2 separate regions of the Homo sapiens genome follow, and region 1 is linked to region 2. A link is an interaction called in ENCODE POLR2A ChIA-PET data of the cell type or tissue named here. Cell type or tissue: Panc1. All regions are shown on one strand.

Region 1 (4,000 bases), 570 kb before region 2:
TGGGGAATGCAAACCTTTCAGTTTCTGTGGTTTTCCTTCCTCTTCATCTCCTGCAGTGAAGATGAGGGTGGGGCTAGGGTCAGGATTATCTTCACTTTATTTCTTTTTTTACCTTTCTTTCTTTCTTTTTTTGAGATGAAGTCTCACTTTGTCACCCAGGCTGCAGTGGCACGAACTTGGCTCACTGCAACCTCCACCTCCCCATTTCAGGCAATTCTCCTGCCTCATCCTCCCGAGTAGCTGAGATTACAGGTACCCACCACCAGGCCTGGCTAATTTTTTGTATTTTTAGTAGAGACAGGGTTTCACCACGTTGGCCAGGCTGGTCTCAAACTCCTGACCTTAAGTGATCCGCCCACCTTGGCCTCCCAAAGTGCTGGGATTACAGGCTTGAGCCACCGCTCCCAGCCGTCCCCTATGCCTTTTTTAAATAAGCTCTTTTTATTTCAGCTGGTTGAGTGAGAAATGCTTGTTCCTTGCAAATAAATGAGCAAACTATAATAATAAATTTGTAAAAAAAAAATTTTTTTTCTTTTTTGTTTCTTTTTATTTATTTATTTATCTTTCAAGACAGGGTCTTGCTCTGTCCCCTGGGCTGGAGTACAGTGGTGCAATCATGGCTTACAGCAATCTCGGACTCTTGGCCTCAAGCAGTCCTCCCACCTCAGCCTCTCAAAGTGCTGAGATTACTGGTGTGAGCCACTGTATCTGGCCCCCCATGTTTTTGGTGTATTTTCTCTTTCTACTTCAATATTATATTGTAGTAGATGCCTTGAATTTAGGACAATATCCTAATCTTTGGCTACTCAAAGTGGGGTCTGGGGAGCAGCAGTATACTAGCTATCACTGGGAGTGAGTTAGAAAGTCAGAGTCTTGCTGGGCGTGGTAGCTCATGCCTGTAATCCCAGCACTTTGGGAGGCTGAGGCGGGCAGATCACTTGAGGTCAGGTATTTGAGATCAGCCTGGGCAACATGGTGAAAACCTGTCTCTGATAAAAAAGATAAGTAAATAAATTACAGGCGGGTGTGGTGGCTCACGCCTGTAATCCCAAGCACTCTGGGAGGCCGAGGCGAGCAGATCATGTGAGGACGGGAGTTCAAGACCAGCCTGATCATGGAGAAACCCTGTCTCTACTAAAAATACAAAATTAGCCAGGTGTGGTGGTGCATGCCTGTAATCCCAGCTACGTGGGAGGCTGAGGCAGGAGACTCGCTTGAACCTGGGAGACAGAGGTTGCGGTGAGTCGAGATTGTGCCATTGTTCTCCAGGGAAAAAAAAAATACAAAAAGTCAGCCAGGTATGGTGGTGTGTGCCTGTAGTCCCAGCTACTCCTGAGGCTGAGGTAAGGATCACCTGAGCCTGGGGAGGTGGAGGATTCAGCGAGCCATGATTGTGCCACTGCACTCCAGCCTGGGCAACAGAGTGAGACCCCGTCACACACACACACACACACACACACACACACACACACACACACGGCAGAATCTCAGCCTGTGCCCCAAACCTGCTGAATTAGAATCTGCATTTTAACAAGATCCCAGGTGATTTCAGATGCATGTGACAGTTTGAGAGGCCCAGCTGTAATCTACTCTGTAATCTAGAGTAGATTACACTGAGTTGTCATTATATTTTTGGAGAGATGGGGTTTTGTTATGTTGACCAGGCTGATCTCCAAACTCCTGGCATCAAGTGATTTTCCCACCTCAGCCTCCCAAAGTGCTGGGATTATGGCTGGGAGATACCACACCCAGCTAACTAGAATTTTAAATGTTTCTCATTGCTGTCAGAACAAGCCATAAGCCCCAGCCTGACCTTTATGGCCACAGTAAGATGGACCTTACCTACTTCTCCAGTCTTTCCTATATTAATATCCTGTTCCACCTAAATTGCTTGACTTAATTATTCTCCAAATATGCTAAGCATATTTGGGATGTATGCTCATGGTCTTTGCTTTGTCTGTCTGCTCAGTTTCCACATCTGTTTGGAGGCCACTGCTGCCTGGCTTAGCTCACAGTGCTGTCTCATTCTGTAAACATCTGTAGCCCTCCCAGTGCCATAAAAAAAATATGTAGCCTTGCCTACTCATGAATGCCTAACACAATACAGTGCATATATTAGTTTTTTGATTCATTAGTTACATTCTTATTAATTTTTTTTTTAATTCAGAAGAGGCTTGCTAATTTATAAGGCTCAAATTTCTCTGACCAAGCAGGAGTTAAGGCCAAACAGGGAGAAACTGGAAGCAATGTGCTCACGTGTCTTTGTTTGGATTTTCATCACACCCTAATGAGGGTGCAGTTATTTCAGTGACATTTGACTATGCATCATTACCCAAAGAAGAGTTTTATATAAGTGAGTGTTCTAGAAATGAAGGTTCTAATAGATCTCTGTCTTAGTCTGTTTGTGCTGCTATTTAAAAACACCACAGACTGGGTCATTTATAAACAATAGAAATTTATGTCTCACAGTCCTGAAGGCTGAGAAGTCAAGGTCAAGGCACCTGCCTTCAGTGTCTTTTTTTTTTTTTTTTTTGAGTTGGGGTCTTGCTGTGTCGCTCAGGCTGGAGTGCAGTGGCACGATCTCGGCTCACTGCAAGCTCCGCCTCCTGGGTTCACGCCATTCTCCTGCCTCAGCCTCCCGAGTAGCTGGGACTACAGGCGCCCGCCACCACGCCCGGCTAATTTTTTGTATTTTTAGTAGAGATGGGGTTTCACCGTGTTAGCCAGGATGGTCTCCATCTCCTGACCTCATGATCCACCCATCTCGGCCTCCCAAAGTGCTGAGATTACAGGCGTGAGCCTCCGCGCCCGGCCCTTCAGTGTCTTTTGAGGACCTTCTTGCTGATTCTCACATGGCAGAAGGGTTGAAAAGGGCAAAAGGGAACAAGGACTGTCCTCACGTAGCAGAGGAGCAAAAGCAAATGGACCCACTCCCTCAAGCCCTTCTGTAAGGGCCCTTATCACATCCATGAGGGATCAGCTCTCAGGTCTTAATTACCTCCTAAAGGCCCCCTCTCTTTATACAATCATATTGGCCGTTAAGTTTCTTTTCTTTTCTTTTCTTTTTTTTTTTTTTTTGAGACAGAGTCTCAGTCTGTGCAGTGGCACCATCTCAGTTTACTGCAGCCTCTGCCACCCGGGTTCAGTGATTCTCCTGCCTCAGCCTCCCAGGTAGGTGGGATTATAGGTGTGAACCACCACGCCTGGCTAATTTTTGTATCTTTAGTAGAGATGGGGTTTCACCATGTTGGCCAGGCTGATCTCGAGCTCCTGACCTCAAGTGATCTGCCCACCTCAGCCTCCCAAAGTGCTGGGATTATAGGCATGAGCCACTGTGCCTGGCCAGGCCATTAAGTTTCAACATATGAATTTTGGAAAACACATTCAGCCCATAGAAATTTCTTTAAAATATATTTCTGATACTATTGCATTCAATCTTATAGATAGACGTAGTTCAGGAGTCAGTGGCTCTGTAATTCTTATGAAAAATAGTATTCCTTTATCCCCATCTTGTATTATTGGTCCTTGATCTTTTGCTGAGTGAGTAAGTACAGGCATCTCACAGGCTACTGTATTACGTGTGTGTGGGTTTGGTAGTCAGGGGTGAGTGGAAGGAGTGGCAGTTATCAGTGAGCGTGTGTTACTATTTGTTGTATTTAAAAATTTTTTTTTCAAAACAGGGTCTCACTTTGTTGTCTTGGATGGTCTTGAACTCCTGGCCTCATGTGATCCTGCCTCCTTGGCCTCCCAAACTACTGGGATTACAGGTGTGAGCCACTGCACCTGGCCAGTGCTCCTATTTGAAAGCACATCTTCACTCTCCCCTCCATTAGATCTGAGCTCCCCTCCTTTAGATCTACTGAACGTGGGGAGACGATGGACCTGTGTTGTAACCTAGCAACCCAGAGCACGTTTTCTTCTGTATTGCAATAGCTAGGTAGCCATCTGCCTAGATGTAGACCAGTAGTTCTCAAACCTAAGTAAGCATCAGTATCACCTA
Region 2 (4,000 bases):
TGAGGGGTAGTTCGTCTCTGTATTGGTAGCATTAGCGCACGTGCTATATAGCTCTCTTAATACCTGAACTGTGGACAGACCAGATCCTCACTGAGCTGAAGCACATTGGCATATTAAGGGAGCCCAGCATTGCTGTTTGGCCCTGCTTTTGAACTGGGAAGATATATTGCTGCATGGAGTTCTGAAAAGTACCTTTGTAAGTCCCGAGAACTCCTGTTGACCTTTGGATTTAGGTAAAATGTAAGTCTTAGGAGAATTGATGAGAATGTAGGAACCAGTTTTAGCCAATGCATTAAGACTAAAATGACTCTATTGTTTGTCAGGCTTTGCCAGAAAGTATAGTGAGAGAGAGAGATCCTAAAACTCTGAAAGCAAATAGCCCACAGCAGTTAACTGTATTGACTTTGGAAACAGGTTATAAACCCAAACCTCTGTGCTGAACTTGAATGGGTGTTTCTTCTCTCCTTTCTGAGGGTAAAAGCTGCTGGTGAGAACGGCTCTCTGGTGTTGCTAGGACAGACCTGTATGACCTTCTTTATGTAAATAATTAACAGGGGAATATTTTCATTTACGTTAAAGCCATATATGAGAGAGATTTCCGGGCTGGCTCTGACAGCCTCTGGCCCCACTGGAGAAGGAAGCCAGCACTGAAAAAATTCAAGCTTCCGGCCACACGGAACCTGAGAATATTCTCTATGACAGCAGTGGCTGTGAAGCTGTTTCTTTAAAGTAAAACCCCTTTTGAAGGTTAGTCTGGGGTGACTTTACTGTTACATAGGGAGTAGATTTTGTTTCTTGATGGTTCGTTGAGTGGTAGAGAGGTTAAAGGTAGAACTAACATATGTAGAACTAAAAAGCATCTGAAACTTTTAGCAAACCAGTAATATTTAGAGGCTTCTGCCCACTCTGGGTAGGCATTTTTATCTTGTATACCCATACCAGCTTTTCACATCCTGTTTCTTGAGAATACATAAAGAGCACATTTCTCCACATTATCAGGAAAACAATTTGAAGCACAGGTCTTGTGAATTGGGAAGACCACTAGTATTGCCATTAGCTGCTTATTTGTGTGTGTGTTGGAGGATGGATTATAATCCAAGTGTATTCATATTCTCACACTTTAACCAAAAAAAAAAAAAAATCTCCAAAATCTTCTCTCTTGCATTGTTTATTGATAGAATGGGAAACTTACTGCTGGTAACTAGTTAATTCTGAAAGGGTTAGGGTTTCTACTGTATACTTCCAAAAGTACAGGCCTGGGGGAGCCAATATGAGAGACACACATAACCAAAAATTTGTAAAAACTTTATTTTTTAATAAAAATTATAAATAAAAATTATAGGCCGGGTGCACTAGCTCATCCCTGTAATTCCAGCATTTTGGGAGGCTGAGGCGGACTGATCACTTGAGGTCAGGAGTTTGAAACCAGCCTGGGCAACATGTTGAAACCCTGTCTCTACTAAAAATACAAAAATTAGCCATGCATAGTGGCACACACGTGTAATCCCAGCTACTTGGGTGGCTGAGGCACGAGAGTCGCTTGAGTCCGGGTGGTGGAGGTTGCAGTGAGCCACGATCACGCCACTGCACTCCAGCCTGGGCAAAAGAGCAAGACTTAGTCTTAAAAAAAAAGAAAAAATATATAAATATATACACACACACTTTATATATTTTTATATATAATCTCATACAACATGTTTTGAAATACACGTGCATTGTGGAATGGCTATATTGAAAGCTAATACATAACAAATTTAATGATAATACAAGTGTAGAATGGACAACAAAGGGGTTGTGCATAATCATCAAGTACTTCTCATTAGTAAAAACCCTTTTCATTTGCTTAGAATTGAGGAGGAGGGGATGCTCTAAATTGAGGATTCTCCATAGGGTCGTCCGTGAGACACAAGATGTTGACTGTCCCACTTACCCAGGACATGGGTATCCTTTTGATGCTGACAGCATTTGCTGCTGCTTTCCAGGGAATCATGGCTGACATTGAACTTCCACTGCCTCTGGGCTGCTTTGCTCACTCCTCCTAGGCAGGCAAGCCGACCCTTGGGAAGCTCAGCATTTAGCCTTCATGCTTTGGTTTCTTTGCCCTTTTTTTTTTTTTTTTTTTTTTTGAAACTTTTATTTGCTCTGGGACCACTTTGAGGTTGAAGGTACAGCCCACAGTTTAAGAAAACTGTCCCAAACCTGAGCTAATAAACAAGAGTAAAAGCCTTTTTCTCTTGTCATTACTACTTCCTCCTCACTGACTAATTAGCCAGCTGCTGCAGGTCTCATTAAACTTCATTAATCCTAAGCATCTGTCTGTAGGAACTGCCTCAAGATAAAAAGAGGAAGCTCCGCTAAACATTTTTGTTGCTGCTGCTAATTACCACAAGCTATGCTTTTTATTAATTAATGGCTCTACTTGCCTCCAAATCCTACTGAAGAACTTTGCGAGACAACAGGCACTTCATTCTTCTGTAGCTGCAGACATGCTGCTCTGTGGTTTGGTGCATGGGGTACCTGTAAATTATCAGCACCGAGAATACGCTAGCTCTGGAAACCAAGGTAGAGAAAAAAATACATCTGGAAGTCTGGTTATGTGTAACTTGAACTTGCTCAAAGCCTTCAGCTGACACTGATGCTTTTTAAAAACATGGCAGTGATAAATTATTTCATCACTTTGCTCAAATACATTAATGCAAAACATTACAAAACTAGTTTTCTTGACTCAGCTTCCAGGGTCTAAGAAAGCATTTTATTGGGGGGTTGTGATGCCAGAGCATAAGGGATGTTAAAGGTGACACTTAAAAAGGAAGGTGTCGATCTTGGTTCTGGTCTGGTGGTGCCTGAGAGCAGGGACTCCTTGAAGGTGCAAGATGAATTACACTCCTCCCAGGTGTCAGGCAGGGGAGAGAAGCACCCTCCATTTAGAAATATGGAGGATTAGCCAGGCATAGTGGCGGGCGCCTGTAGTCCCAGCTACTCTGGAGGCTGAGGCAGGAGAATGGCGTGAATCCAGGAGGCGGAGCTTGCAGTGAGCCGAGATCATGCCACTGCACTCCAGCCTGGGTGACAGAGCAAGACTCCGTCTCAAAAAAAAAAAAAAAAAGAAATATGGAGGATTCTTTCTGATGAGGGCTTCTGCACTGAATTACGTAAAACTCCCATTTCGGAATTATCAGGAATTAAGGTGGCAGGATACCTTAAGAGATTTAATTCAGTGTGGTCCATTTAGGTTGGGGGGAATCTTACTGAGCATTAAGGCTTGAACCCCATTTCATATCAGTTGGAGCCAAAGGTCCTTGCTAATGTAGAACTCTCTGTAGAGTGGTGGGGGCTATCAAGTCAAACTGCTGGGACTGTGCTTGCTTCGTGACTGTGGGCAAATAACTGAATTTTTCTAGGCTTGAATTTGCTCTTATACAAAATATGTTTGGTGGTAAGAGTACCTACTTCACAGAGTAGTTGTGAGAATTGAGTTTTAATGAAGTGCTTAGAAGAGTACCTGGCCCTAGTAAACACTCAGTAAACCCTGACTATAGGGGTGGACATGGAAGAAGATAATTTAATTCCTCCGTCATCTAGGACCATGCTGGAGCCCTTCCCACTTGCGTAGCTGAAGCACTGGTGGATGAACCCCCATTTGCCTCTGATCTTATTCCTGCCGCTGCTTGGTGATGTCCCCTGGACTCAGTTGTCAGCTCTGAAGCTTTGACCCCTTGACTCACCTCTGGTCAGTTGGTCCCACAGTGCTTTGCTTGATCCTCTCTGTTGCCATCTGTTCCCATGCGGTATAATTACCTGTTAATAAGGCTGGTGTCAGTAAACTGTAAACTCTTTCTGCTTCTGCGTCTATCCTTATTTCCTACTGCTTAGTAGAGCAATTTAAAACCTTTTTAAGAATGGATTTGCATTTCCTGTAGATGAAACCTGAGGTGGAACCCCAGTAAATCAAGGGTATGAAATGGGAGCTTTTCTGACCAAAGTGTAGGTGAGAAGATAC

What was found. ChIA-PET counts read pairs that join two places held together with the same protein. Peaks named below come from ENCODE experiments on the same cell type or tissue, not always from the same donor. Only the 100,000 strongest peaks of a DNase experiment are listed, where the experiment ranks them.
Region 1: POLR2A ChIA-PET joins it to region 2 with 8 read pairs; 3 of 35 experiments call an interaction of 5 or more read pairs at or near these places.

The regions. Positions count from the first base shown.
Region 1 is chr2:54,014,211-54,018,210 of GRCh38, forward strand. It overlaps a transcript of ACYP2 not described here. Among named protein-coding and RNA genes, the nearest start is that of PSME4, 45 kb to the left of the region's middle. In Panc1, no CTCF peak of the experiment used is centred here; a DNase peak (open chromatin) is centred at 1,991.
Region 2 is chr2:54,579,475-54,583,474 of GRCh38, forward strand. The region is part of intron 2 of SPTBN1 (spectrin beta, non-erythrocytic 1); the gene reads left to right. It overlaps LOC124906008 (a long non-coding RNA gene), which reads right to left. Exons shown (of 3, transcript XR_007086322.1): 2 at 3,726-3,798; 3 at 2,104-2,517. Among named protein-coding and RNA genes, the nearest start is that of SPTBN1-AS1, 23 kb to the left of the region's middle. RefSeq lists an enhancer at 766-815. In Panc1, no CTCF peak of the experiment used is centred here; no DNase peak of the experiment used is centred here; H3K4me3 peaks cover 670 bases; H3K27ac peaks cover 1,093 bases.